Regions from separate parts of the Mus musculus genome. Here all the other regions are linked to region 5. A link is a loop called in an ENCODE intact Hi-C map of the cell type or tissue named here. Cell type or tissue: left cerebral cortex. All regions are shown on one strand. Each heading gives the region's core, and the rest is flanking DNA. Links, peaks and the distances in the headings are about the cores only. Region 1 overlaps Heatr5b (HEAT repeat containing 5B). Region 2 overlaps Srsf7 (serine and arginine-rich splicing factor 7). Region 3 holds the start of Gm22215 (a small nuclear RNA gene). Region 4 overlaps Hnrnpll (heterogeneous nuclear ribonucleoprotein L-like). Region 5 overlaps Atl2 (atlastin GTPase 2).

Evidence for each region. Peaks named below come from ENCODE experiments on the same cell type or tissue, not always from the same donor. Only the 100,000 strongest peaks of a DNase experiment are listed, where the experiment ranks them.
Region 1: a loop joins it to region 5, with 5 times the contacts of the local background. A loop is called at or near these places in 2 of 42 quality-filtered maps.
Region 2: it touches region 5 in a loop (11-fold over the local background); 22 of 42 quality-filtered maps call a loop at or near these places.
Region 3: it touches region 5 in a loop (3-fold over the local background); 3 of 42 quality-filtered maps call a loop at or near these places.
Region 4: a loop joins it to region 5, with 2.8 times the contacts of the local background. A loop is called at or near these places in 2 of 42 quality-filtered maps.

The regions. Positions count from the first base shown.
Region 1 is chr17:78,821,739-78,827,802 of GRCm38, reverse strand. It overlaps Heatr5b (HEAT repeat containing 5B), which reads left to right. Exons shown (of 36, transcript NM_001081179.1): 7 at 1,414-1,571; 8 at 3,058-3,307. Among named protein-coding and RNA genes, the nearest start is that of Heatr5b, 11 kb to the left of the region's middle. In left cerebral cortex, for the core only: no CTCF peak of the experiment used is centred there; no DNase peak of the experiment used is centred there.
Region 2 is chr17:80,196,327-80,202,390 of GRCm38, reverse strand. It overlaps Srsf7 (serine and arginine-rich splicing factor 7), which reads left to right. Exons shown (of 8, transcript NM_146083.2): 7 at 187-222; 8 at 789-2,311. The coding sequence ends at 843. Among named protein-coding and RNA genes, the nearest start is that of Gm51284, 4.4 kb to the right of the region's middle. In left cerebral cortex, for the core only: no CTCF peak of the experiment used is centred there; no DNase peak of the experiment used is centred there.
Region 3 is chr17:80,032,859-80,037,858 of GRCm38, reverse strand. Hnrnpll (heterogeneous nuclear ribonucleoprotein L-like) reads left to right here. Exons shown (of 13, transcript NM_144802.4): 9 at 2,407-2,528; 10 at 3,612-3,813. Gm22215 (a small nuclear RNA gene) reads right to left here and starts at 4,352; the gene lies at 4,250-4,352. In left cerebral cortex, for the core only: no CTCF peak of the experiment used is centred there; no DNase peak of the experiment used is centred there.
Region 4 is chr17:80,046,190-80,051,189 of GRCm38, reverse strand. Hnrnpll (heterogeneous nuclear ribonucleoprotein L-like) reads left to right here. Exons shown (of 13, transcript NM_144802.4): 3 at 325-562; 4 at 1,298-1,383; 5 at 2,329-2,425; 6 at 2,510-2,582. Among named protein-coding and RNA genes, the nearest start is that of 4933407O12Rik, 14 kb to the left of the region's middle. In left cerebral cortex, for the core only: CTCF peaks have their summits at 495 (motif pointing right), 1,727 (motif pointing left) and 2,760 (motif pointing left); DNase peaks (open chromatin) are centred at 437 and 2,764.
Region 5 is chr17:79,852,599-79,858,662 of GRCm38, reverse strand. Atl2 (atlastin GTPase 2) reads left to right here. Exons shown (of 13, transcript NM_019717.3): 8 at 1,417-1,555; 9 at 2,400-2,527; 10 at 4,053-4,109; 11 at 4,758-4,829; 12 at 5,707-6,064. Among named protein-coding and RNA genes, the nearest start is that of Atl2, 40 kb to the left of the region's middle. In left cerebral cortex, for the core only: no CTCF peak of the experiment used is centred there; a DNase peak (open chromatin) is centred at 2,922.

The DNA.
Region 1 (6,064 bases), core at 517-5,516, 1.0 Mb after region 5:
CATCAAACAAAAGAACCTAAATGACACTCCTGATACTTTTCTTTTTTGTGATAATGGTATACACGTTAACACTGATCATATTATTGGCATACTTATGAAATGGTTTGTGTAATGCTTATAGGAGTCTGGCATCTTATGTGCTGCTTTCCTTCAGTTTCTGGTATGTAGACCTCCATTTATGCCACAGTGCTAACCTTCAGTCTCATTTGAACATTACTAGTCAGTATCGGGGGCAGCACTAATTGTATAGTGCCTTTGTTTTTGATTCCCTGTTCCACAGACATTTCAGGGATGATTGTGACCAGGCCACATAACAGTGGGAAGAAATAATGTAGCAGGCGCTGACTATCTTGAGCTCTGCTGCTCTCACCTTACCCGAACTCTACAGGGTAGAAAATAATTAGATGTGAGAGGGTTATAGGTTTATGTCCCAGCCCTCACCGTTATTAGCTGTTTGAGATTCAGTTTAGTGATATGCTTTTCATTGTATGATGCTGGTGAGGTAATGTTTTTATGTGCCATGTAAAAACTCTACTGTATAATTTATTTAACTCTCAAAAAAGCCCCATGAACTGTAAGTATCATTGTTATTATCATTTAGAAATGAGGAATTTTCTCACTCATAAATTTATATTTTTTAATTTATAACGAGGCTTATAGAGATTATGTAATGTGTGTTCTAAAAAAGTGTTCTGTTGTGTAGGTATGAAACTAAAGCCGACACATCAGTTCCACATCCTGTATACGTAAACACAGGCTCTGCCTCGCCACAGAGCTTTTAGGGATCATCTTTACTTCTGTATGTGAAAGATTCTGTCACCTGCAACTCCATACTTGGAGTTTAACACACTGGTAACTGCAGGTTTTTGTGGGGGCTGAAGAGATAGCTCAGTAGTTAAGAGTACTTGCTACTCTTCCCAAGGACCTGATTTCTTACCCCAGCACAGATACTGGGCAGCTCACAACCAACCATCTAACTCTAGTGCCAGGGAGTCGATGCCTTCCTTTGTCCTCTGCACATAGGGCCTATAGACAGGAAGAAACATGCACTTAGACATAAGTAAAACTTTAAATGAAATCTTTAGAAAAAAAGAAAAGAAAAGGTTCTTTGTGTCGTCAGTTGGGGTAAGAGCTGTCAGCATGTCTGCAGTGGTGTCTGGTGTTCTTCTGTGCTGCGCAGGCATAACCCCCATCATGCCACTGTTTGCATCGAGTGGTTACATCCTAGCTCCTTTCAGGTAGCTTTTTTTGCTTCAAAAATTAATCAAGCTTTTGCTGATAAGACACTGACCTTTTCCTTATAATAGTACTCTTAAAATCATTCCTAGGACATTTAAGCTAGAATATTGGAAAGATTAGTCTTCCGTGCTGCGTAAATTCATTTGCTCTTAACCTTACTTTCCTTCCTTAAAGTCATGCGGCAAAATGTGAAGCGAGCAACCTTCGATGAAGTCTTAGAACTCATGGCCACGGGATTTCTGCGCGGAGGGTCGGGTTTCCTAAAGAGTGGCGGAGAAATGTTGAAAGTTGGAGGGTCTGTTAATCGGGAAGTGAGAGTTGGTGTGACACAGGTTTGTAATGCACATGCGTGAGTGGGCTCTGTCTGGATCATTGCATGAGAGACTGTCGTAAGAGCAAATCGGAACATTTTAACAGCCTGCTTTCTTTGAAACATTTTTAACCAATGAATGGATTAAATCCAGATTGCAAATCTCATCGCATACTTATAAGTAATGGTAGATTCTCCTTTTTTCTTATGTCTCTTTTGGGGGGGGGGAATACTGTGAACTGATATTAGGGCCTTATACATACTAGGCAAGCAAATACCCTACCACTGAGCTATATCCTGGTCTGAGAGTTAAATTCTTGATGTATAAATGTCTATTTTTACTATATGTACATAAATATCTAAAAAATATTCTCAAATTTTATTTCACAACAAATAAGTTATAAAGTAGGCTTTGCCTAGCATGGTAGTGTAGGCCACAGGCTGAGACAGGGGGATCTTTAGTTCAAAGCCAGCCTAAGTCCCATCATGGAGACTTTACTCAAAAAAACATAAACATGAAATAATAAAAGTGAAACTAGATACAATATAATCCTTTAAAAAATAATAAAGTAAGACAGTTTTGTTTAGAACTAAATTTAGACATTACTAGTTTAGACATTTAGACTAACTTAGATTCCATAGACCTTGTGATTTGATTGATTTATGCCTCTTATTGGATTTGTCAGTGACTAATCTGTAATGAATTATAAAATCAAATATGACTTGGATTTATAATTTCAAAATAATAACTAATATTTACAGATCTGATACCATCTAGTAAGTTTGCATGGCTCATGGTCTTAGTCAGTGTCACCATGAAGGTATCTTGTCCCTGACACAAAATGTACAGTGGAAGCCATCTGCTTATCTCAGGAACTCTGGCAAGAATGCTGCAGCTCTTAGTATCTATTTGCAATGGTAACTTCCATTCCATAAGTTGTTACTTTGCTGATCCTGACTGAGTTTAGCTCTGCTGTCCACCTTAGCCCGGTCTCTTTACTTCTTCATGAGTGGCTTGTCCTCGAGACTCTTACGGTGTTTTGACTTTGATTTTTAGATAGAGTCTTTCACTCTGTTGCCCAGGCTGCCCTTGGACTTGAGGTGATTGCCCTGAAGGCTGAGATCGCAGGCACGCAATACAATGCCTGGCTCTTTTCAATAATTTTGTATTCAAGCCAGGCATAATAGCACGTGCCTTTAATCCTAGTAGAGGCAGGCAGTTCTTTGTGAGTTCAAGCCTGGCCTACATAGTGAGTTCCAGGCCAGCAAAGGTTCCATGAGACTCTGATTGCAAATGAACAAAAACAAACGAAAAGAATTGTCTCATTCAAACATTCTACCAGTAATTCCTTTGGTAGAAGTCGTAAAAAGATGTGAAGTTCATCTCTGCTGTTTAATCTCAGGTCTAACTTGTTGTGTTTGCTTCCATCGCTGTTTGGCTGTCGTTTTCTGTGCTGCTTTCCGTCCACCCAGAGGTACCTAAAGCTGTGTCTTAATGTGTTTCCTAGGCCTATGTTGTCTTTGTGACAACTCTGGGTGGCCAGTGGCTGGAGCGTAGCTTTGCCACATTCTTGTCCCACGTACTTGATCTGGTTTCCCATCCTCGAGCAACACAAACACACGTGGACGCTGTGTACTCCAGGCGATGTGTGTCCTTCATGCTGAGAGCTACCGTGGGCAGTCTGTTAGGTGAGAAAGCCCAGATAGCAGCTGCCAAGGAGATCTGCCAGGCAATCGGAAAGCAGATGAAAGCTGTGGGTAAGTGAGACCTGGTGTCGTAACACGCGCTGCTGCTGACCCTAGACATTTAATTTAGTTCTCCCTATCTTCTTTCCCTCCCGCCTCTCTTCCTCCCTTCCTTTCTGTTTCGGGTTGGGGGAGGGGGGTCTCACTGTGTCCCAGGCTAGCTTCAAACTTGTAATTTTCCTCTCATGTGTATCATGTGCATGCCTGGTGCCTGTGGTGGTCAGGAGAGGGGCTTCAGAAACCTCTACTTCTGAGTCACAGATGCCTGTGAACCATCATGTGTGTGCTGGCACAGACCCAGAGGGCAGCCAGTGCTCTTGGCCTCTGAGCCATTGTTCCAACTCCTTATGTCAGTTTTACTGAGTGATTTTTAAAAAATATTAAAGCAGCATATAATTGCATTGAAACAAAGCTTTAAAACTGAGCGGCACGTGGGTAAGGTTTGGGTTTGGGTTTTTTCTAGTGCCTGTGCTGCTTTTAAGTCTCCCAGAATGCACTGGTGTATTTTTATTTTTGTGGGATAATCTGATGAAATTTTCCTGCTTGAAGCCTCTTATTATGTAAATATATATTTTTTCCTGTTTTTCTTTCTCTTTTCTAATAGGCCTAATATGAAGACGTAGAAAGTAATAGTTACAGATAACTATAACCGCTTATAGGACACATTGCGAAAAGTCAATAATTCATAATTTAAAGAAATAATATTTTAGATAAAATTGTATTTGACCCATAAACTTGTTTTTATTTGGAGATCTAATGTGACATTTTAGTGCTTATTACAACATGTCATGTTCAGATCAGGGTATTTGGTTTGTTCACCACATCAAAAGCGAACCACCTCTGCTGGAAACACTCAATATCCCCTCTCTTAGCTGTTTCCCTGTGGAGACGTGACTGCATCTACGTAGTTATGTTCCTGGGCTATAGGACATTCAGACTGGAACTTTATCCTCACCTGAAGCCCAGGAAAGAAACCCTGGTCAGAAAGGAGCTCTTCCCCATCTCTGTGTATCACTAAGTATCTGAGCCATGAGAGCAGCAGCAAGCTCTAAATGAACCCCACGAAGCTCCTGCCTTTGCAGATTATACTGCACTCAGGACCAGAGTCAGGCAAGGTACAAGCTGTGTGACAGTTTAGGTTTAGCACCATTAGAAGTAGGCACTAATTTCTAATGAGGCAAATTATATTGCCCAAAAGAGGTCTTTAAAAATAAGGATATACCATATATAGAAATAATCACTTAATTGTCTTATAGCATGAACAAAATAAATTTTCAGTTTGGCTTTTTTTGCATTTTAATTAATAGCTTACTTAAAGTTTTTCAGTGCATAGGGTAGATGAAAGCTATCAATGAAAGGGTGTTTGGATTAATGAGGTCTTTCTTAGATATAGCTAAGGAGTAATCTATCCTATATTCACAACTGGAGGAAGACTCGCATGCTGCTTCAAGTATCTCAGTGTCAGCAGCATTGTGTTAAGTGGCAGGCATAAACTAGCACGCTGGCTGCAGTAGCTCAAAGTGGAGTTCATGGCTTGCCAGTCCAGAAATTCCCACAAAGAAAGAGGGATTAGTTATGACTATCATTTTGTACTGTATATCTTTATTATCAGTTCATGGTGATAATTAGTTTTGTCGGCAGTGGTGGCGCACGCCTTTAATCCCAGCACTTGGGAGGCAGAGGCAGGCAGATCTCTGAGTTTGAGGACAGCGTGGTCTACAAAGTGAGTTCCAGGACAGCCAGGGCTACACAGAGAAACCCTGTCTCAAAAAGAAAAAAAAAAACTGGAAAAAAAAGAAATATTAGTTTTATGGCTGTAATTTAGCTATTTGACCTTAAAAAAATAATCCTAATTACTGGATTAAGTGCCATGATTATATCAGGGATTTATGGACCATGAGGTATTCTCAATTAGCAGTGGTTTGTCAAGGCATATTTAGTTGTCTCACATTTTAATTCTTGTGGCTATTAAAGGTTTGGGGAAGAGACATGAGAATAAGAGGGAGCGGGGAGGGGTGTCCCCGTCAATCCTACGCCCCTGTCCTTGCGAATCCACTCTCTGGTCAGTGATTTGGCAGTGATGCCGCCAGTCTATTGGAGCACTTGAAGCAGGAGTAGTAATAATAATTAACAACTAACATGCTACTTGTTAGGCATGTCCTGAAACGGGATGTGTATATGCATTGTTGACCAGTTAGTCAGCACAGGCGCCTTTGAGACCGATGAGGAAGACTCTGCTATAGCAGAGTCGAGTAGCGCGCCCATCACAGAACTTATATGAAGTTGCTATTAGAGCCCAAATCTTGTACCCCCAAGTCTGCCTTTGTTGCTGGCTTGTTTGTTTGTGTTTATTTTCTGTGGTATTAGGGATTGAACCCAGGACTCTGGGTTCAAGCATACAAGGCAAGCTCTTTGACACTGAAGTATATCCATGTTTCTGAGCCTACTTTTGTAAAACATCAGGGATTCCTGCTCCTCCTTATTTATATATGCATCTTCCGTGTGTGTGTGTGTGTGCGCACACACACACACACACACACACACACACAATATGTATCCTAGCATTGCTGTGACTCTGTTCAACAGCGTTTTAATGTCCATCCAGGGCTGGCAGGGTAGCTCAGCAGTTAAAGGCACTTGCCACGAAGCTTCATGACCTGAGTTCAGTTCCTAGGAAAATGTGGAAGGAGAGAACTAACTCCAGCAAGCTGCTCTGAGACTTCCACGTGCAAACTGTGCACACACATACCTCTTTCCCTAAAAAGTTTA
Region 2 (6,064 bases), core at 502-5,501, 340 kb before region 5:
AATTATACAGCAGTTCACTAGTTCATGGAAATGTAAGCCCTTTAAAATTGGCTTTTTAAAAGAAATGAGACTGGCTCTGAAATTTTAGCTGTAATATGGCAATTTATTGTAATTTGGGGGGGTTGTAGGATTAAAAAGAAGATTGGTTGGTGCTTTTTCTTACTAGAATTTCTCATGTTTTAACAGCCGATCAAAATCCAGATCTCCATCTCCTAAAAGAAGGTAAGCTAAACATTTTGTTGCCAAATCTTGTCAAAATGTGGCCTCCTGGAGAACAACTGCCTACTCTAGTCTTTGAACTCTTTGGAAAGTTGGTGCTGTATAGATTGGATATATTTTTCAATGATGGCTTTTTATTTTCCTATTAAAATTTTAGTTTAACCACGCGTGTTAGAAAAATGTAAGGTGTTTTAGTCTTGAGTGTCTTGTAGCAATGGCATGCTTAAGGAACATTTTTTCTCTCTCATATGTATAATAGCTGAAGAGAAAATGTGCATACAATGAAGAAATTTGAAAATAGTTGCAAATTCTATAATTCTAACACCTATGTCAGGTGGAGGTCTGATATCTTTGGCCTCTCCAGCCACTTGTCCCACACACATAATTAAGAGTCTTTAAGGAAAAATACCAAGCAAGTTCAAAAGGGGATATATGATTTTTTGTGTGTTAGATCTTTGGTAGAAGGTATTTGATCCCTTTGAATGTACTGAAATACTGAATTGCTCTGACTTGTACACAAGAAGCTTCGTTACACTAATTGGTTCCAAACTTAATGTTTTTCTTTTTAGTCGTTCCCCATCAGGAAGTCCACACAGAAGTGCAAGTCCAGAAAGAATGGACTGAAGTTCTCAAGTTCACCCGTTAGGGAAAAGTTATTTTGTTTACATTATTATAAGGGATTTGTTATGTCTGTAAAGTGTAACCTAGGAAGGATCATCAACCATCTAATCAAAATGGATCTGGATTATTACTCTGTAAAATTCACAGCAGTAAATATTGTTTTGTTGAATGTATTAACATCTTATGGTCTGAAAATGTGGGTTTTTATTTGACACGTTTAAATAAAATGTTTCTAACTAGATGTTTTGATTTTTGTGTTCAATATTAATACTTTTCAATTGGGTAAGCATCAGGCAAGGTAACAATCAAGAGAATTATTGGCCATATTTATATGGGCCTGTATTCAAAGTTTAATGGTGTTAGTTAAACATCATTAACTGTTCTATACGTAACACTGGCCAGGATCTGAAAGGACTTTGAAATTTTCATTTTACTCTTGTACCTTTGGGTAAGATGATCTTTGAGTCCTTAATAGCATGAGTGCATCATGTCAGATCTCTAAATTGAGAATTGGTGTTAACAATTTGGAATTGTCAAGCTTAGAGGGACCACTGATAAGCCTACAAATTGGTGCATGACAGAAAATAAGCAGAGTTACTGACATGTCAGTAGAAACTGATTTCTAGCGGCTGAGATTTTAGTAGTGTAGTTTTTCAGGCTATTAAGTTGGGTTAATTCTGCTCAATGTACTTTTTTCCTTTCAAACAACCAATTTAATACCAAAAAATGCATGTTTGAGGAATTGTCTGAATTTGGAACAAAACCTTGTAAACCAGCTTTGCAAAATTATCCAGCCCCAGTCCTCTGTTCTTTTGAATGGATTGCCTTATCCTGTGCAAAAACCTGTTAATATCTGAGCTAGATTTTGTATGAAGCTATGTGTAATTGGCAGACTTATCTGTTGCACTTGGTTAGCTTGGTTACTGACATTGTTCTATTTTGCCAAGCTGGTATAAAGAGATGTCAAGCAAAGTGTTAATAAGATAAAGCAGTTTTGTAAACCTTACATATTAGCATTTCATGTAGCTAAGGATTGTTATGTTTTTGTTTTGGGTTTTTCCTCCTTTGGTAGTGTCTGGTAGACCTTAGAATGGTGTAGCCAGTAGGTTCTTACTCAGACTTTAAATATATTATGCATAATAGGGCAGTAATGGTCATTTTCAAACGTTTTTTGGACAAGCTTTTTACTATATTTCTTAGCCTTGGTGTAAAAACAATAGCACAGGAATCTGTCCTTGTCTATTTTAGGCTTTTTCATCGAAGTTGTCTGCCCCAAATTTATTTGGCTGAGTGGTCACTAGTATGTTGAAAGTCATTTGGGTTCTGTTTTTAGAATTTGACTGGTTGAATAAGTGGTTGGTATGAAGCTATGTGTAATTGGCAGACTTATCTGTTGCACTTGGTTAGCTTTAATTGTTCTGTATTCAAAAATTAAGTTTGTTCAATAAATCTGCAGAGATTGAACAAATAATCCTGATATTCAGTCTTTGGAAGTATGATATCTGAATCAAAAAACAACCCATGTAGCTTTTAAAGATTAGCTAGCAGTAGCATTCTAGATATATATAACCTAAAGGGATGAGAATGGAGTAAAGCATCTTAGTAAACAGTTAAGCTTTTACAAGAGCTTGGGCTGTGTAGTCAGTCAGACACCTGTTAGGTGGTATCCAGTCCATTTAGTACACTTAGTTTTTTGGTAGTTGAGACCACCACTGCTAGACAAGACAGGAAAAGTGCTGATACTTTTTTAACACTAGTTTTAAATAGCCCAGGCCCTGTTGTGAATGTATGTATGTATGTATTAATCATTTTAGCCTTTGGGGAATGAAGCCATTAAGATCAGGAACCTATGGTCATTCTAGGCTACATAAGCCATTGGCATTCTGGAGGCTGAGGCTGGAGGAATCTAGAGATAGAGTGCAATGTGGGCTACAGTCTGAGGCTCCTTATGCCACCCACACCTACCTCCAACCCCACCAGAGTTTATGTAGTCTTGGAACTCACTGTAGAACAGGCTGGCCTTGAACTCTGATTGGCCTGCCTCTGCCTCCTAGTTAGTGTTGGGATTAAAGGCAGGAGCCACCATTCCCTGGCTCAGCAGCCTGAGACTGGGACTTCCCAATTAACCCTCCGGAAACCCCCATCCCATCCTCCCTCCTGCTTCTATGAGGGTGCTCACCCACTCCTGCCTCCCTACCCTGGCATTCCCCTACACTGGGGCATTGAGCCTTCGCAGAACCAAGGGCCTCTCCCATTGGTGTCCGAGAAGGCCATTCTCTGTTACATATGCCATGGGTCCCTCCATGTGTACTCTTGGTGGTTTACTTCCTGGGAGCTCTGAGGTGTCTAGTTGGTTGATGTTCTTCCTATGGGTTGCAAACCCCTTCAGCTCCTTCAGTCCTTTCTCTAACTCCGTGCTCAGTCCAATGGTTGGCTGTGAGCATCCACCTCTCTATTTGCTAGGCACTGGCAGAGCCTCTCAGGAGACACCTATATCAGGCTCCTGTCAGCAAGCACTTCTTGGCATGTACAATAGTGTCTGGGTTTGGTGACTGTATATGGGATGGAATCCCAGGTGGGGCAGTCTCTGGCCTTTCCTTCAGTCTCTGCTTCACACTTTGTCTCCATATTTCCTCCTGTGAGTATTTTGTTCCCCCTTCTAAGGACTGAATCACCCATGCTTTGGTCTTTCTTCTTGAGCTTCATGTGGTCTGTGAATTGTAGCTTGGGTATTCTGAGTTTTTAGGCTCACAACCACTTATGAGTGAGTGCATACTGTGTGTGTTCTTTTGTGACTGGGCTACCTCACTCAGGATGATACTAATTCCAGCCTTTTGCCTAAGAATTTCATGAAGTTGTTTTTAATAGCTGAGTAGTACTCCATTATGTAAATTTACCACCTTTTCTGTATCCATTCCTCTGTTGAAGGACATCTGGGTTCTTTCCAGCTTCTGACTATTATAAATATGTGTCCTTGTAATATATGTTGGAGCATCTTCTGGGTATATGCCCAGGAGTGGTATAGCTGGGTCCTCCGGTAGTACTATGTCCAATTTTCTGAGGAACCTCCAGACTGATTTCCAGAGTGATTGTACCAGCTTGCAATCCCACCAGCAATGGAGGAGTGTTTCTCTTTCTCCACATTCTCACAAGCATCTGCTGTCACCTGAGTTTTTGATCTTAGCCATTCTGACTGGTGTGAGGTAGAATCTCAGGGTTGTTTTGATTTGTATTTCCCTGATGACTAAGGATGTTGAACATTTCTTTAGGTGCTTCTCAGCCATTCAGTATTCCTCAATTGAGAACTCTTTGTTTAACTTTGTACCCCATTTTTTTAATAGGGTAATTTGTTCCTCTGGAGTCTAACTTCTTGAGTTCTTTGTATATATTGAATATTAGCCCTCTCTCAGATGTAGGATTGGTAAAAGTCTTTTCCCAATCTGTTGGTTGCCATTTTGAGACTGGGACTCTTCAACAACAAAAACCCACCTTTTTATCCTTGTATAGAATGAGGGAAGCATAGCTCCCCCATCAGGCTTTGAACAACTATATTAAGTGATTAGCTTTCTTTTTAAGGTATAATATATGCATTGCATATGTAGTGCAGGTGCTCAGAGAAGAGAACATTAGATCTCTGGAACATGTTACAGGTGATTGTGAGCCACCTGATAATACTGGGAGCCCAGCCTGGGTCCTCTCATAGTTGTCTCTCCAGCCCCTTTGATTTTGCAAATTGATAAGGCCCAGAAAGTATCAAATTGGCAGTTGGCATAAAAGAAAATGACCTGGGATAAGTAGAGTTTTTATTAGGAAAAAGAAGCAAAGGTTTAATACTCGACTTGCTGTGGAGTATTTTGCAAAGTGAAGATGGATAAACCCAGAGATGACTAATAACTAGGATAGTATTTTAGTATAAAATCATCATCTAAGAACAGAGCTTTTTTAAGGTAGGATATCACTTTTGTCTAGGCTGCTCTGAAATTTGTAATTCTTTTGAGAAAGTATTAAAATACGTTCCTGGCAGGCCTTGAATTAGCGGCAGTCCTGCTTCACAGTGCTGGATTATAGGCTTACAACCATTCCTGGCTCAGGTCTGTATTGGGATGGGAAGGTTGGAGACCTCATTGAGTATTGCAGGCTGACTTAGAACTCGGGTCCACCTGCCTGTGCCTCATGGGTATTAGTATTAAAGGTGTATGCTACCTGCTACCACATGCAGTAGAGCCTCAGGCAGCCCAGGCTGACTTGGAACTCTTTTTTTGTTGTTTGTTTTTTTCGAGACAGGGTTTCTCTGTGTAGCCTTGGCTGTCCTGGAACCCACTCTGTAGACCAGGCTGGCCCTGAACTCAGAAATTCGCCTGCCTCTGCCTCCCAAGTGCTGGGACTAAAGGCGTGCACCACCACCGCCCGGCGACTTGGAACTCTTGCTTCACTGGTGATTTCATACATGAATGCTGCATGATCTTACCCTCTCCCTGCTTTTCCAATTTTACTTTTTCTGAAACAGTTGCCCTGCCTGTTCTCAATGTTGTAACAGGCTGACCTTGAACATCCTGAGTGTTGGAATTACAAGCACCTGCCAACATTCCTGCCTGACTTCGGAGTTTTAAAGTTGTTTTTTTTTTTTTTTTGTTTTGTTTTGTTTTGTTTTGTTTTTTTTCAAAGACATGCTTTCTCCTTGTAGCCCTGGCTGTCCTGGAACTTACTCTATAGACCAGGATACAGATCTATCTGCCACTGCCTCCTGAGTGCTGGGATTAATGGTGTGCACCACCAGGCCAGGCTAGAGCTTTTCATTGTAAAATGAGGAGAGGAAGCACAGTAGGAAGGTTAAACACTTGGTAATTAAGAGTAAAGCTACTCAGGCTGGAGAGATGGCTCAGCAGTTAAGAGCACTTTTGGCTGTTCTTCGTAGGTCCCAAGTTCAATTCCCAGCAACCGCATGGTGGCTCACAACCATCTGTAATGGAATCTCATGCCCTCCTCTGGTGTGTCTGAGGACAGCTGCAGTGTACTTATATATACATAAATAAATAATTAAAAAATTTTAGAAAAAAGAATAAAGTTCCTCTACCATTAAAGTAGTGGTTTTGTGTAGACATTTAACACCTTTAGATAAAAACAAGGAACGTGATTGTTTACTTTTGAATGTGAGGTGAGCTGTTCAACAGTTGATCTCCAGTACTAATATGGCTGGTCTCATCTGGCTAAAAGGGTGTCCTTT
Region 3 (5,000 bases), core at 1-5,000, 180 kb before region 5:
AGTGATAGGAATTTAATTTTTTTATATTTTTGTTGTATGTGTGTAAGTGTTTTGCTCGCGTGTGTGCCTGTGCATCACATGTGCATCACATGTGCACTGATGGAAACAGAAGCGGGTGCTGGAACCCCTGAAACTGGAGTTAAGAATGACGTGAACCACATATGTGTGTGCTGGTACTAAATCCCAGTTCTGGGTTTTGTTGTTGTGGTTTGGTTTGGTTTCTTCGAGACAGGGTTTCTCTGTGTAGCCCTGGCTGTCCTGGAACTCGCTCTGTAGACCAGGCTGGCCTCGAACTCTGACTGCTTCTGCCTCCCGAGTGCTGGGATTAAAGGCGTGCGCCACCTCCGTCTGGCTTTTGATTTTTTGCCAAGTTCTTTGTAAAAACAGCAAGTACTAACTGTTGAGCCAACTTCAATGATCTTATGAGGAACAATGTGTTTTTATTTGAGCTCAGTTAATATCTGAAACTGACCTACTTTGACAGAATGTTTCAATATTGTATAATGTTTTTTTTCCTCTCTTGTGATTTTAATGTTCTTTCCCTAGTGATAAGAAAGTATAAATCTGTGAGTCACTGGTATGGGAGTGGGAGCATGGCTTAAAAACTTAGTGTTCCGAGTTCTTAGTTCATTAATTCTAAAGCCTTAATAAGCAGCTCTTGAGAGTCCTAGACAAGAGTTATCTCCATCATTTCATTATACTAAAAAGAGAAAGAAGAAGAAAAAAAAGAGGTATTTGATCTAAGGGTAGGCAGACACTAAATTCCGAAAGTTTAATCTATCTTTGGTGTTAAGAATGTCTCATGATTTAGTTTTTGGTATGTTGTTTGACTAATTCTACTGTTTCATTTCATATTACCTCAAAATTTTAGTACTTTTCTAAACTTTTATGTATTTTATTTATGTGTGTGGGTTTTCCCTATGTATGTCTATGCACCACCTGCATGCCTGGTATCCAAGGAGGCCAGAAGAGGGCTTCTGGAACTAGAGTTAGAGAAGGTTGTGTGCTACCATGTGGGTGCTGGGGATTAAACCTGGTCCTCTAGAAGAGCAGCAGAGAGTGGGTGCTCTTAACTGCTGAGCCTTCTCTTCAGCTCCCAAGTTTCAAATACTCTTTAGTGATGGATTGTGATGCACAAAATTCAAACCATCATAATCCTTTATTCATACTTAAACTTTTCCAGTGATTTAATTTTTTTAAAAATTGAGTATGGATGTTTTGCCTGCAAGTGTATATACTGTGGCTTATGTGTGCCTGGTGCCTGTGGGGTTCAGAAGAAAGACTGGATCCCCAGAACTGCAGTTGTGGATGGTTGTGAGCCGCTGTGTAGGTGCTAGAAATCATACCTGAACGACAAATCCTGTGCTGTCTCGAGGGCTCTTTTCCAGTTTATCTGGGCAGGGGATTTACAAATACAAGAACCACATTAACTTATACTTAGATAACTATATATACTATATAATTATAATAAGTATTAGTTTTTAGGATATTACAGATTAAATCAAGGGATAAAGTGTTGCCTACAGCAAAGCCACTGATCTCAAGTAAAGCTGAAATTTTCTTTTACACCAAGTTTTGTTCAGGTGTGATGTAGAGTGCTAGGGTGTCCCTTAGAACCTGGAAGTGATGGAGATAAAGAAATGGTGAACTTATTTGTGATTATATATATTCTCAGCGTTCCCTTGATGTTGACAGGTAAGAAGGAAAGTGTATGCAAAATTTCTTATTTACTGCTTGTTTTAATAGTTCTAAGAACCTACCATTGCACTTTCTACTACCATGCAATCTCTAGGCATTTATTTATTTATTTATTTATTTATTTATTGCCTTGTCTTTTCTGAATTGTTCACTTCAATATAAAGGCAACATAAAGGTTATAAATCTGTAGTACCAGCCGGGCAGTGGTGGCACATACCTTTAATCCCAGCACTTGAGAGGCAGAGGCAGGCGGATTTCTGAGTTCGAGGCCAGCCTGGTTTACAAAGTGAGTTCCAGGACAGCCAGGGCTACACAGAGAAACCCTGTCTCAAAAAAATAAAAAAAAATTAAAAAAAATAAAACCAAAACAAACCAAAAATCTGTAGTACCTAGCACAGTGCTTCCCCTGTCTGACAGTCAAATATTTGTTGAATGAATATTGACAAAGTAGGCTGAATACTTAGGAATCCTGTCATTATCTTCATCTTACAGCGACAGTCTGCAGTAGAGGAGTTAAGTAGATTTTACCTCTCGAGCACACAGAGAACCTTGGAGTAAACCTGGGCTCAGTGTGCTTTCGAGTCGAGTTGCAGTCCAGTCTCCCCTTTAACTTCACTCAGTTTGGTAAGAGTTAAGGCTATCTCGTGAATGATGGATTAAGGTTAAGACTCTAAGAAATGATCTTTGGGGGCCTTTTTGTGTTTGCAGGTAAAGTTTATGAAGACCATTCCTGGCACAGCACTCGTAGAAATGGGTGACGAGTACGCTGTGGAAAGAGCTGTCACCCACCTTAATAATGTCAAACTCTTTGGGAAAAGACTTAATGTTTGGTAATTACTTGTCCTAAGTTATAAATGTTAAAGAATGTTTTGAGATTCTTGTTAACTTTAGAGTATTTTGTAGTAACTGAGCATATATCTGAAGGGAACAATATTAATATTGTTATTATTGGCAACAAGTTTTAAGGTTATGCAATTGTTCTAATTTTAAATGAATTTTTTTATTTAGAAATTAGAAATATGTTTATATATATGAGTGCAAGTGCCCAAAAACGTCAGAAAAGGGCATCATTCCCTGTAGCTGGAAATGTAGGTGGTTGTGAGCCAGTCAGTCTTGGTGCTGTGAACTGAACTCAGGTCCTTTGCGATAGCAGTAAGCACGCTTAACCACTGAGCCCTCTAGTAACCAAAATCTCCTAGTTTTTACTTTCATTATTGTAAAACAATGTTAAAACAGATAAGTCCTTAAGATGAGAATATATTTGATATATTTTATTTCTAATTGATACTTAAAATATAGACATGATTGATTATAACCCAAAATGCATACAGTTGATGTATTCTGTACCTCTTGATTCAACCATCCATAATTAGAGAATGTTTGTGAGAAAAAATTATATATCTGTACAGAACATAAACATAGTATTTCTTAAATAATATATACATCTATACATTTAGCATTTATACTATGTTATATATTAGATGTTTAGAGAGGTGATTTGCATTATAAAGAAGGCAATAAAATCAGGCATCATGGCATAACCTGTAATCCCAGCACTTGGGAGTTGGAGACAGGAGGATCAGAAAGCCAAACTCTTCCTCAGTTACATAGTGAGTTCCAGGCCTGCTTCTCTCAAAAACAAAAACAAGCGCCCAAAACCAAGAGAGTAAATAAGAAGAAGGTTGTGCATAGTTTAAATGTACATGCTGTAGCATTTGGTAGAGACTTGAGTCTCTTGTTTGTTTATTTTCCTTGGCAGGAGGGTGGGGTTCCTGGACCAATCCCCTTGGATAAATGGTTGCCTGCACCAAATTTAAATAGCACCTTCTTTTGTTAATTCATAGAAATATTTGTGACTACCTGCTGCTTTTTGTCTAACAAGATATATTGTGCTTTTCTTTTCTAATCTTCAGTGTGTCTAAACAGCACTCAGTTGTTCCCAGTCAAATATTTGAGCTAGAGGATGGTACGAGCAGCTACAAAGATTTTGCAATGAGCAAAAATAATCGCTTTACAAGTGCTGGACAAGCATCTAAGAATATAATCCAGCCACCGTCATGTGTGCTGCATTATTACAATGTTCCGCTGTGTGTCACAGAAGAGACCTTCACAAAGGTGGGCACTGAAGAAAGCAGTGTTAGAATGCTGCGCTTTGTGTTTTACGTTTATGTAGTATTTCATAGTTCAGCCTCATTTGAGAATTTTTCTAAAATCCTGCTTTTTGTTGTTAGTTTGGTTTGGGTTTGTGTACGTAGAGCCTACAGGTTGGTGGTGTTGGATGGTTTCCTCTGTTGATCTCCACCTTGTGTATATTCATTAAATTTGCTTTTAAAATATGAACATTTTGCCAGTGGTGTGGTGCACGCCTTTAATCTCAGCACTTGGGAGGCAGAGGCAGGTGGATCTCTGCATTTGAGCATAGCCAGGTCTACAAATTAAATTACAGGACAGCTGGGGCTATACAGAAAAACCCTGGAGAGAGAAAGAGAGGGAGAGGGGGAGGAAGAGAGAGAAAGGGAGAGAGGGAGAGGGGGAGGGAGAGAGAGAAAGCATGAACATTTCATTTTCATGCATTTGTGTGTCATCCTTGGGCAAGGGCCATGCTAAGTCTTTGTGTCCAATTTTAGCCTATGCATTGCCAAAGTGAGCATTGCACACTGAATCTAGAACTTGCCAGTTGTCTAGACTGGGTAACCAGAAGTTTCTAGGATCTTGTCTGCCTCCCGGAAGCCTACATGTTTATTGGTCTTTTGTTGCGGTATAGCTCAATCTTTTGGGAACTTGGAATTAGGTTGGTGTTTCCTTACCTCACAAAGTAACTTTAATACAAGTACCTAAAATAGCTCAGTTGTGACAAGGTAGGCCAAAGCAGCTAATTTAGCTGAGTGTGGTGGGTAGTACTAGTGCTAGCCCTTGGAAGGCTGAGAGGCAGGAGGATTACTGACATGCATTTCAGGCTGTTTCAGTTACTTAGCAGGAGCCTGACTCAAACAAAACCAAACCAAACCAGAAACCAGAAACCACAGGACACTTACTGCACTTTAAATCTCACCCTCCCACTGTAACTCAGAACTGTGGCAGCGCTTCAGGGGTCCGGTACTTTCCGGAACTGTGCTCCTTTCTTCAGTGTTCAGATAACTCTTCATAAAGTCTGTGGGAATGTATTACAACTTAAAAAATCTGTCTTATTATATATACAATTATTTACATAGCTTCAAACCAATTTCAGGGTTTTTTTTTCCTCAGAACTTGATGTTAACTTGAACATACATGAATTCATGTTGTACTAAAGGCTTAAATGC
Region 4 (5,000 bases), core at 1-5,000, 190 kb before region 5:
TTTCTATTTTGAGACTGACTGGCTGTGAACTTGAAGTCCCCTTCTGCCTTCATTTTGAAGGGCTGAGATTACAGCTGTGCTCCCATACCCAGCTAGTTCCTGCTGTTTAACTATGGGTTTTGCTTGCTGGCTCTGGAGTTTTATTTTAGTTTCTGTGTCTCGATGTTTTCTAATTGCTTTGCAGGAGGGGTATTAGTGATTGGAAATGGGATTGGGCTTGATTGAGTCGGGTGTGAGATAAGTAAGCCTTCATTCGAGGAGATTAAAACCTGCTTTACTTGACGGAGAATGATGTTGTGTTTTGATATTTCTTTTTTTTTTCAGCTATGTGATGATGATGCCATTTAAACGACAGGCTCTCGTGGAGTTTGAAAATATAGATAGTGCCAAAGAATGTGTGACATTTGCTGCAGATGTGCCTGTGTACATTGCTGGCCAGCAGGCTTTCTTCAACTATTCTACAAGTAAAAGAATCACTCGGCCAGGAAATACCGACGATCCATCAGGGGGCAACAAAGTGCTCTTGCTCTCTATTCAGAATCCTCTTTACCCAATTACGGTGGTATGTATCTCATTCAGTAGAACAAACTGCCTCTATGACAACTTGCCTGTAGACTTCTTATCTGCCAACTAGTTTTTGGTTTTGTTGTTTTCCTTTGTTTTGAGACACATTTTCATTATGTAGCCCTGGCTGGCCTGAAGCTTGCTATGTAGACCAGTTTGGTCTGGAACTTAAAGAGATCTCCCTGCCTTTGCTTCCCAAGTGCTAGAATTTAAGATGTGCAGCAACATGCTTAGATAATTTTTTTAATATTTATTTTTATTTCTTCTGTATGGGTGTTTTGCCTGCATGTATGTCTGTTCACCAAATGTGTGTAGTCCCCTTGAGCCATAAGAGAGCAGCACAAATCCCCCAGACCTGGAGCTACAGATGGGTGTTGGCTGCTGTGTTGCTGGAAACCCAGCCAGGGTCTGAGCTGCCTCTATCTAGCCCAGTGGTTCTCGGCCTTTCACAGGGTCGCATATCAGAGATTTACATTGTGGTTCTCAACAGTAGCAAAATCACAGATATGAAGCAGCACTGAAACACTGTTATGGTTGGAGTCACCACAGCATGAGGAGCTGTGTCAAAGGGCCACAGCATTAGAAGCAAATGCGATCCTCTTTTGAAAAAGCTTAGTAATTAAGAGGAATGGTGTCTTGTAAGTTTTACTTTTTAGATAAAACAAAATGGAATATAATTTTAATGTTTTTCTAAATATAAAAAATGAATAAATATACTTTTTTTTCTTCATAGGATGTTCTGTATACTGTATGCAACCCTGTTGGAAAAGTACAGCGTATTGTTATCTTCAAGAGAAATGGGATACAAGCAATGGTTGAATATCCTTTATTTGTAAATGTGTTACTGATGTATAGAAGTGTTTGTAATTCATATTGATATCTTTTTTTTTTTTCTTCTTGAGCATTTTTAGGCAAGTGTTGTATTTTCATCTTAGAGCAGTCTTAAGTTTGTTGTCTTATTTTGAGCTAGGATCTTGTATAACTCTGACTGGCCATTAGTTCAGAGATGGGCCATTTCTGAGTACTGAGATTAAAAGTGTGCACCACTGGGCTGGAGACATGACTCAGTGGTTAAGAGCACTGACTGCTCTTCCAGAGTTCAATTCCCAGCAACCACATGGTGGCTCACAACCATCTGTAGTGGGATCAGATGCCCTCTTCTGGTGTGTCTGAAGACAGCAACAGTGTATTCACATACATAAAACAAATAAATCTATGAATTTAAAAAAAAAGAAAAAGAGGCAACCCTGACAGGGTCCACATTTTTTTTTTTTAAAAAGTGTATACCACTGTGCCCTGCTTAAAAGATGAAATTCTAGTACTTATAGGGGAATTTTACTATTTTGATAACTTTGTACCATAAAATAGTCCCCTAAAGTACTGAGGGTTGAGACCATTGGCTCCACGCGCTCGTCCAAGCACTCTGACAACTGTGTTACTTCCTTGGCCCTGTTCTTTAAGAGTAAAATAATTTTCTGTTTCATAGTTATAGATTGCCCTTCACTGGGGGATAGAACCTCCTTCGTTCTCTACTTTATAGACCTTCTAGTGATTTGGAAGGGTTAATGTGGGCATGTTGATCATGTTATATTTTCTGTGTTATTCTCAATCTTTAAATCTTTATTAAATAAAGATTTACTTAGAAATTTTATTTGGGAAAACATTCTCAGAAACACAGTGTTGGGTTATCTTTTTAGTTCATTAGGAATGAAACACAACTAAATTTAGGAATTCTTCAGCCACATTTCCTTAATGAAGCCTTACGTTTGAGTCAGTCCTTTGCGCCCAGAAGGCTAAAGCAGCACTCAATGGAGCTGATATATATGCCGGATGTTGCACACTAAAAATTGAATATGCAAGGGTAAGCATTTCTTTCGACAGTCTACCAAAGGAATATTTATACTTGGGTATTCAATTTAAACTTACTTATCTTCACTTTCCACAGCCAACTCGTCTAAATGTTATTAGGAATGACAATGACAGTTGGGACTACACTAAACCTTATTTGGGAAGACGAGGTAGGTATTTTACGAATTTTAGAATGTACTGAGATCTGCTGAGAAACTTTACAAGCAGTCGCATTCTTTTTTTTCTGAGATGAGCTAGTTAATTAAAATGAAAATCTTGTTGAATGCTTTTGTTACAAAAGTCCGTGTAATGCTGGAAATTAACCTTGGACATTAGTGCCCCCTACTGGTACCTGCTGAGCTTATTTATATTTAGTTCAACAAGGAGCCCTCACATACAGGCACGCCCGCAGTTCAAGGACTTGCATTTCTCCAAGCAGCTCTCTCTCTTTGGAGGAGAGGAAACTGATTCAGAATATTCCTTACAAACTGCAAACTTGCACACTGCTTCTCTATGGAAAGGACTTTTCCCCCAAGCTGGACGAGGCATTCAGAAGGCTAGAGGACTCCGGCAGGCTGACTCTACACTTCATCATGCACAACACCGGCATCAGCAAAGCCCTCTGAAAAACTCAGACTTGCAATTCACCTTGACTGCATACTACATGCATCATCAGCCCAAGTTTGTAAAGGACGACATTTAACAGTACTTCAGACTTGCATGGGATGAACACCATGATAGACTGTGCCCATTTATTCAAGTTGTATGTATACTGATCGGATTTCCCTTAAGGTTCCAGTTGTAGAGTTTTTATTTATGAAAACTAGACTTTATGTAATGTTGTAAAGTTTACTGCCCATTGATGTAACTGTATTCAGCTTAGATTTTAAATTGTTAATTGGTTTTTAACCAGGGGTCAGTTTATCTACACACCTTGGGGATTGATAATGCTTAACCAATTCACACAGACGTTAAAGATCTGTGGGTAGAAAGGTGTGGTTTGTCTGAGGATAAGCTGGTCAGTGGTGTGAAGCACGCGCTTAGTGTGAATCCACCCTGTGTTTGATCCTCAGCACAAAAAAGTACACATTGTGGCATATAAGTTTACTTTGTTATTGTTTTTGTTTTTCCCTAATTATGAACATGAACAGAGGGTCTAACAAAATGAAAAGGTGCATTATATGTAAAAGATGTTTTTCTGTGTGGTTTGATTTTTGTAAGTGGTTGTTTATAAGTTGTCACATTTTGTAACAAAGGGTTTTTTTACTTATGTTAATTTGTGTAACCAGAAAATTTGACATTTCAAATATAGGTGAAAATAACGTGTCCTTTTCAAGATAGAATATATCTAAACTTGATAAATCTGAATATTAAGAGCATTTCATTTGAAATGCATTTCCACCAGTAGCCTATAAATGCTAAATTTCACAAGCATAGGTTTCACTGATAAATTGTTAAGTAACTGGTAATTTTGAAATATACAAATTAAAATGTCAATCTTGTAAAAACAAGGGGGCTTCAGTATTGGCTACATTCCAGCTACAGTATTAACAGTGGACTCCATATTAGAAAAACCCTAGGTGGGTGTCTGTAAAGTTAGCTAGAAACCACCGTCCAGAATACCTTGAGCAGTGCTTGACGGTACGTGTGCTTAGCCGAAGGAAGGAGAGTGAGACACAGTGTTCACACAGATACTACGATTGACTACTTTTGCTCTCAGTTTCCAGGAAACCATTTCATCTTATGCATGCAATTGTAAATAGGCTTGTTTCATAAAATGTATTTTTGTTAGACCCCCATTTTTGATACTTATGGAAATTTGCTTGGTTTATGCTTGACGCAGTTGGATCCAATACTGGAAACCAAATCCTTAGGAACTCAAACAAGAGGACATATGGTTGATGAGAAATCTCTCACTTCTGACCACTAACGGTTACTGAACACTACATTTTCAATATAAACTTGCTTCGTCTGACTTACCTATCAACCTGTCTACCCACCCTTCCTTCCTTTTCTTTTTTTCTTTGGGGGGGAGTGGGACACACACTTTAGGACAGGGTTTCTTTGTGTTGCCCTGACTATCTTGGAACTCATTCTGTAGACCAGGGTAGCCTTGAACTCAGATCTGCAGGCCCTTGCCTTCAGAACGCTGGATTAAAGGTGGGTGCCATTCTACCCAGCAAAACACTTACACATTTAACATTGTGTATTCTTCTAGTAGATTTGAATTTTACACAAAGCCAACTTTTTTTTAAATGGAATTCTAGTTAGATAATTTATTTAGAAACATATAAGGTAGCTATCTGAAGAATAAAACATAATTAAGAAAAGTAAAATAAATTTATATTTATGCTTTTAGGGAAAATACTCTTATTTTTTCTAATTTATTATTGATAGGTAGCTTTCTTGCTAGACTTGCAGCTTAAAAACATAAAATAGTTTCTGTAGTGATTTAAGCTTGACTCAAATTGACAGTTTATTAAAATTATTTGTTTGCTTTGCCCTTTATGGAGAGCCAGATATGGTGGTACATGCCTATAATCCCAGCACTTGGGAAACAGGCAAAGAAAGAGAAGTTTGAAGTCAGC
Region 5 (6,064 bases), core at 428-5,427:
ACTATGTACATATTACACTGATAAATAACTACATTGTCTTAGTGGAGATGTAGGTAGTTTAGAGGTCTTAGTTATGAACAGTGAATGTTTGTTAGAATGGCCTGTGGAAGAACACTTGGAAGAATGCATGAGTTAACCCCTGGACGCAGGCGTGGAACAGTGACACTTGAACACACCTTTAATCCCATCACCAGGAGGCACAGGCAGCTGGCTCACTCGTGAGTTGGAGGCCTGCCTGACCTACGTGGAAGGTTCCATCCAGGCGAGCTACGGCTACATAGTGAGACTGTCTGAAAAAACCTCCTAATCTAGACAGGCTAGTAATTATTCTTTTTAAAAAAATATTTTTTAAATGTTGACATGCTAGTAATTACTTAAATTTTTTTTTTTAAGTTTTAAGTTTCTTTCATTGGCTGATGAGATTGTGTAGCAGGTAGACAACTTGCTTCTAAGCCCAGTGAGTGTAGTCCGTCTCCCAGGACCCATATGGTGGAGAGGACAATTGTTGAAGGTTGATCTCTGCATGTGTGCCGCGTGTAGCACACATATGCCATCCTCACACTTACATGCACATGCGCGCACACACAAAAAGAAATACATAAAATGTATTTTAAAATGTAAAGGTGTTTTTAAAGACTTCTTAAAATACATAGCAGTGTCTTCTTTCTCAAAGATCAGTGACTGGCATAAGTAATAGACGGTTGAGAGCACTGGAGTTCCTGCTCTGTTGGTTTGGACTACACTGAGCTCTTTTTTAAAAAAGATTTATTTATCTATGTTATGTATGAGTACACTGTAGCTGTACAGATGGTTGTGAGCCATCATGTGGTGCTGGGAATTGAACTTAGGACCTCTGCTCACTCCGGCCCCAAGATTGATTTATTATTATATGTAAGTACACTGTAGCTGTCTTCAAACAAACCAGAAGAGGGTGTCAGCTCTCATTACAGATGGTAGTGAGCTACCATATGTTGTGGGGATTTGAACTCAGGACCTTCAGAAGAGCAGTCAGTACTCTTACCCCCTGAGCCATCTCTCCAGCTCCACTGAGTTCTCTTGAAAGCATGTATGTTTGTGTGTCTGTTGATACGTGCATGTGAGAGAGGTGCATTTGGAGGCCGGAGTGTGGATGTCCTGGAGTTGAAGTTACAGGCAGTTTGTTGGGAACCACAGTGCTTCTCTGCTAGAATAGTTTATGCTCATAACCACTGAGCCACCAGCCCCTACGCTGGAACGCTTCATTGGACTTTGTACTTTGCTCAGAGGCTGTCTTCATCTTAGGAAAATCTGCTTTTTTTTTTTTTTTTTTTTTTTTTTGCTTCAGTATGTATGTGGGTATGGTATATATGTGTCCTTTTTAAAAATTAAAAAAAAAAAAAACCCAACCTTTTACAACTTCCCTCTGTCTCCTTTTAGGTGAAGCAGAACCAGCACGAGGAGCTGCAGAACGTCAGGAAGCACATCCACAACTGCTTCTCAAACCTGGGCTGCTTCCTCCTCCCGCACCCCGGCCTCAAAGTCGCCACCAACCCTAGCTTTGATGGACGACTGAAAGGTGGGTGTCCATGCTTGCTGAGGCTCCTAGGTAGCACTTGGACGTTTGTATTGGATTTTGTTTTTATCTTTGCTATTATAAATGTAGTTAGAACAGTTCTCCTTCCCTCCTTGAAGCCTTGCTCTCTTTCAAATTCACGGCCTCTTTTTTCATTACTTATTCTGGCATACATATGTATGTGCATATACATACCTGTTTCTAACAGTAACTGCTCAGTTTGTATAATGCTACTCAGATATGTCTCAGGGCTGACCAGCAACTGCTTGGGTTGGTCCTCCTTGAGGGCGACTACTTTCCCCACTCCCAGCGTCCCTTACTTGCCTGTAAATGTTTCCTTACGTTTTCATTCCAGTGATAACTGTGTGAGAGTTGCAGTGTTCTCCTGTGGTGGTTCTAGCTTGCCTTTGGTTGCTTTGTCACTCTTTAGCATACTGATTGATCATAGCATACTGGTTAACCGTTTTGTTTTATTTAAAAAAGTTTAAAGATTTATTTTATGTATTTGTACTGTCTACACCTAGAAAGACAGCGTAACACCAGAATTTAATATAGGTCCCTGTATGACTTGCTTTTTAAACAAAGGTGCTTTAGTTACTCAAGAATGTGTTTTGAAAGTTCATCATCTGAGCTGGAAGACTGACGGGGAAGTGGGGTAGAAGAGTAGTAGGATTTTCTCTCCTGTAGGAGCCATGGCATATTGAGATGAACTTTTTAGAAAAAAGAATCTTCACTAATAGAATCCACCTCACTGTGTGTTCTTCATAAACAAAACCTCATGAGTTATGTCATTGAGAACTTGTTTCTGGTTTTGGAATAATATGGCGGCTAACTTCATGTCCATCAGATATCGATGAAGACTTTAAACGGGAGCTTCGAAATCTGGTTCCATTGCTGCTTGCTCCTGAAAATCTTGTTGAGAAAGAGATAAGTGGATCGAAAGTCACTTGTAGAGATCTTGTAGAGTATTTTAAGGTAGGTGACCTCTAAGCTAAATGTCTGTCTCAAAAAGAAATGTAGTTTAACTTTTAACACACCTTTATGGATGAGAAATTTACTTTCTAGCAAAAAAACAATATACATTTTTCAACATTAAGGGTATGGAAGGGTCAGTTGCTAAAAGTACTTGGACAATCCTGAGGACCCAAGTTTCATCCTAGATAGCAAATAATAAGCTGGTATCTCACATAGTTGTGACTCCCTTGAGAGGGAGGAGACAGTTGGGGGTTGGATAGGTGGTTGCTTCCCAGCTCACTGAGAAAATAAGAGCCCCAAGTTTAGAGAAAGACAATGAATAAAAGGGATGTCAGAGCGTGAGAGAACACGTGTCTCCTAGTCTCTGCATGGTAGCTAGCGTAGGGTGGGCCCAGACTCGAGTGCATATAAACACAGATGGCTGTGCCTGCACGTGGGATGTACACACACACACACACACACACACACACACACACACGGAAACAGATAAATCTTTTTAAAAAGATGACAGCACATGGTGTCTTCTACTCAGTGACACTACTTGTTGTCAGAATCTCCTTCCTTTTCTGCATCTCTGTTGTGGAGAGAAGACCCATTCGCGACGTTGTAGCACGGCTCTGCCCTTGTGAGCAATGCCTGGAGTCGCTCTATAGCCCAGGCTCTCCCAGAGTCTTCCTGCAGAGTTCTCAGGACTAATAGGAGCTACAAGTGTCTGGGTTTTGAGTCTAGGTCAGTTACTTCTGGAGGTTTTCCTGCTCTGTTTTAGCATTTCTTGTTGGAACAAGTTGTTGATACAGAGTGAGTTGTACTAATAGCTAAGAGATAGGTGGGTGGAGAGCACAGCTGGGGACGCTAATGGGCTTTGCTCCCTGTTAGGTGCTCAGCACTTTCACGAGTCACTGTTTAATTATGAATTAAGTTTGAGTCCATAGAAAGTTGAGGTCAAAAACCTCGTGTTGGATGCTGTGCACTTGTCTTCCTCTTCCTCGTCCCTCCTTCCTCCTTTACTGTGTGTGGATTTCCTTTTTGTGTGGAGTGTGTGTGGATGAAACCCACACTCCCTGCCCCTCACCCCCACCCCAGCCCTCGCCATTTGTTCCTTGAAACTTGATGTATGTTTTAAAGACCCAGGCTCCTGCTCTGACTGCAAGTTAGGGTTTGAGTTCAAGTGTTTAAATGATGATTTAACATGCTCTCTCACATCTGTTTGAAGCATTGAAAGTGGAGAGAATGAAAGATTTCTTTTTATTTAATCGATGATACTTTACATATAAAACTTAAATGTGAAGTAAAATTTTAGATAAGTTGGAATTTAAAAAGTTTCTGAAGAGGATTTTATTTGGCAACATACCTATGTGTTAATATTCAGGATAGAATTGACTTTGTTGTACTTACAGTGTATGAGTTTTAAGGCCTAGAACTTCGTTTTTGTGGTGTGAACTATTATGTTTAATGATAATTCTTTGGGGGGACATTGTATCAAATTGTATTGTACACCAATACAGTGAATCTTGTGTCTTTTTAGGCATACATTAAAATATATCAAGGAGAGGAACTACCACACCCAAAGTCTATGCTTCAGGTAAGAGTAAGGCAGTGTTGGGGGTGGAGAATGAAAACCATGGCTTCAGAGGGTTACAGTGTAACACAAGTGCTTTCTGTATGAGATGGTTTAATACAGGCCTCTCTGAACTAAATGCTTTTTGTGCTTTCATGAAGGGCTATTGCTTGAAGTAAGGATCAGTTTCGTTTACTAGTAACAAGCTGCCTCTGGATATACATTTCCTATATTCTAAAATTTACCACTTTGGGCAATTCCTCAGTTTTATAGTGGGTTAATAGTAATTATATTAAAGCTATGCAACAAAAGACAGTTGTGTGTTTGAAATGACTTTGGTGTAAATCTGGTTGTTCATACAAGGAATTCTTAATTCCCAGGACTCAGCACGTTTTGGGATTACATGTGTTTATCTCTGTCCATTTCCTGAGCACATGGTGATGTATTGTCTGCAGATCTGTTTTAGCACAAATCCCAGTCAGACAGGGAATCCTATTAAGCCTGCGTCATACCTTAAATACTGATACACCCAAAGGGAAGGAAAACTAGGGAGTGATAGTTTTTCTGTTCATTTCCATAGTTATTTGTTGTATATAATTTATTATGTTAATAGGAATTTATAGTCATTTTTTTTCACAGTAATGGGGTATATATATATATTTTATCTTTTAGGCAACAGCTGAGGCTAATAACCTGGCAGCAGTAGCAGGAGCAAGAGATGTCTATTGTAAAAGTATGGAGCAGGTTGGTAACTAATGTTTAAACTTTATGCTACATAAGAGTAGCATAAAATAATTGAACTAATTTGCACTCCTTACATATTGTCATGCTACATTATTCTGTAATTGTCTTTTTTTTTTTTTTTTGGTCTCTGCTGGAATAATTTGTTAGAAAATAAATTACATGGCTAGCATGTAGGGTATGTTTTCTGACTTTCAATTCAGAATTTTCAGCTTGGGATGGAAGTAATAGTAGCTTGAGTCCAGGGCAGTTTCTTCACTAAGCGGCTGGTCTCTGAAGTACTTACCGTGTCACGTGCTCTTTAATCTGTTCTTTTGCTAAGAGTCTGTTGTGCTGCTTCTGTTTACTCGTGGGTAAAGAGAAGTCGGAGAGGGCAGTGTAAAAACTGCATTTTCAGTTTTGGTAGTTTAGTCACGATTGGAAAATTACTCGATTGACGCAGTGTCTTAGGGTTTCTATTGATGCAATGAAATACCAGGAGCAAAAGCCAGTTGGGGAAGAGGGAAGGGGTTATGTGGCTCACACTTCCATGTCACAGTTCATCACTGCAGGAAGTCACACAGGGTAGGAACCAGGTGACAGGAGCTGATGCAGAGGCCATGGAGGGGTGCTGCTTACTGGCTTGCTTTCCCCTGATTTGCTCAGCCTGCTTTCTTATAAGAACACAGGACCACAATGGGCTGGACCCTCCCTCATCAGTCACTAAGAAAATGCCTTACATCCTGATGTTATGTCAAGTTGACATAAGACCAGCCAGCACAGACAGTTGATGTAAGGAGCCATGTTAAGTAGTTTAATTTATGAGACTAAAATCTTTGAGCAAGGAACACTTTTCAAGTATTCTAGCATGTAATCTCTCTTTGTAATTTGGCTTATACAGGTATGCGGTGGTGATAAGCCGTACATTGCACCTTCAGATTTGGAGCGAAAACACCTGGATCTCAAGGAAGTGGCGCTCAAACAGTTTCGTTCTGTGAAAAAAATGGGTGGAGATGAATTCTGCCGCCGTTATCAGGACCAGCTTGAAGCTGAAATCGAAGAAACCTATGCAAATTTTATAAAGCACAATGATGGCAAAAATATCTTCTATGCTGCTCGCACCCCTGCCACACTGTTTGCAGTCATGTTTGCTATGTATATCATCTCAGGACTGACTGGCTTCATTGGCCTAAACTCTATAGCTGTCTTATGCAACCTCGTCATGGGGCTAGCACTGACGTCCCTTTGTACTTGGGCAT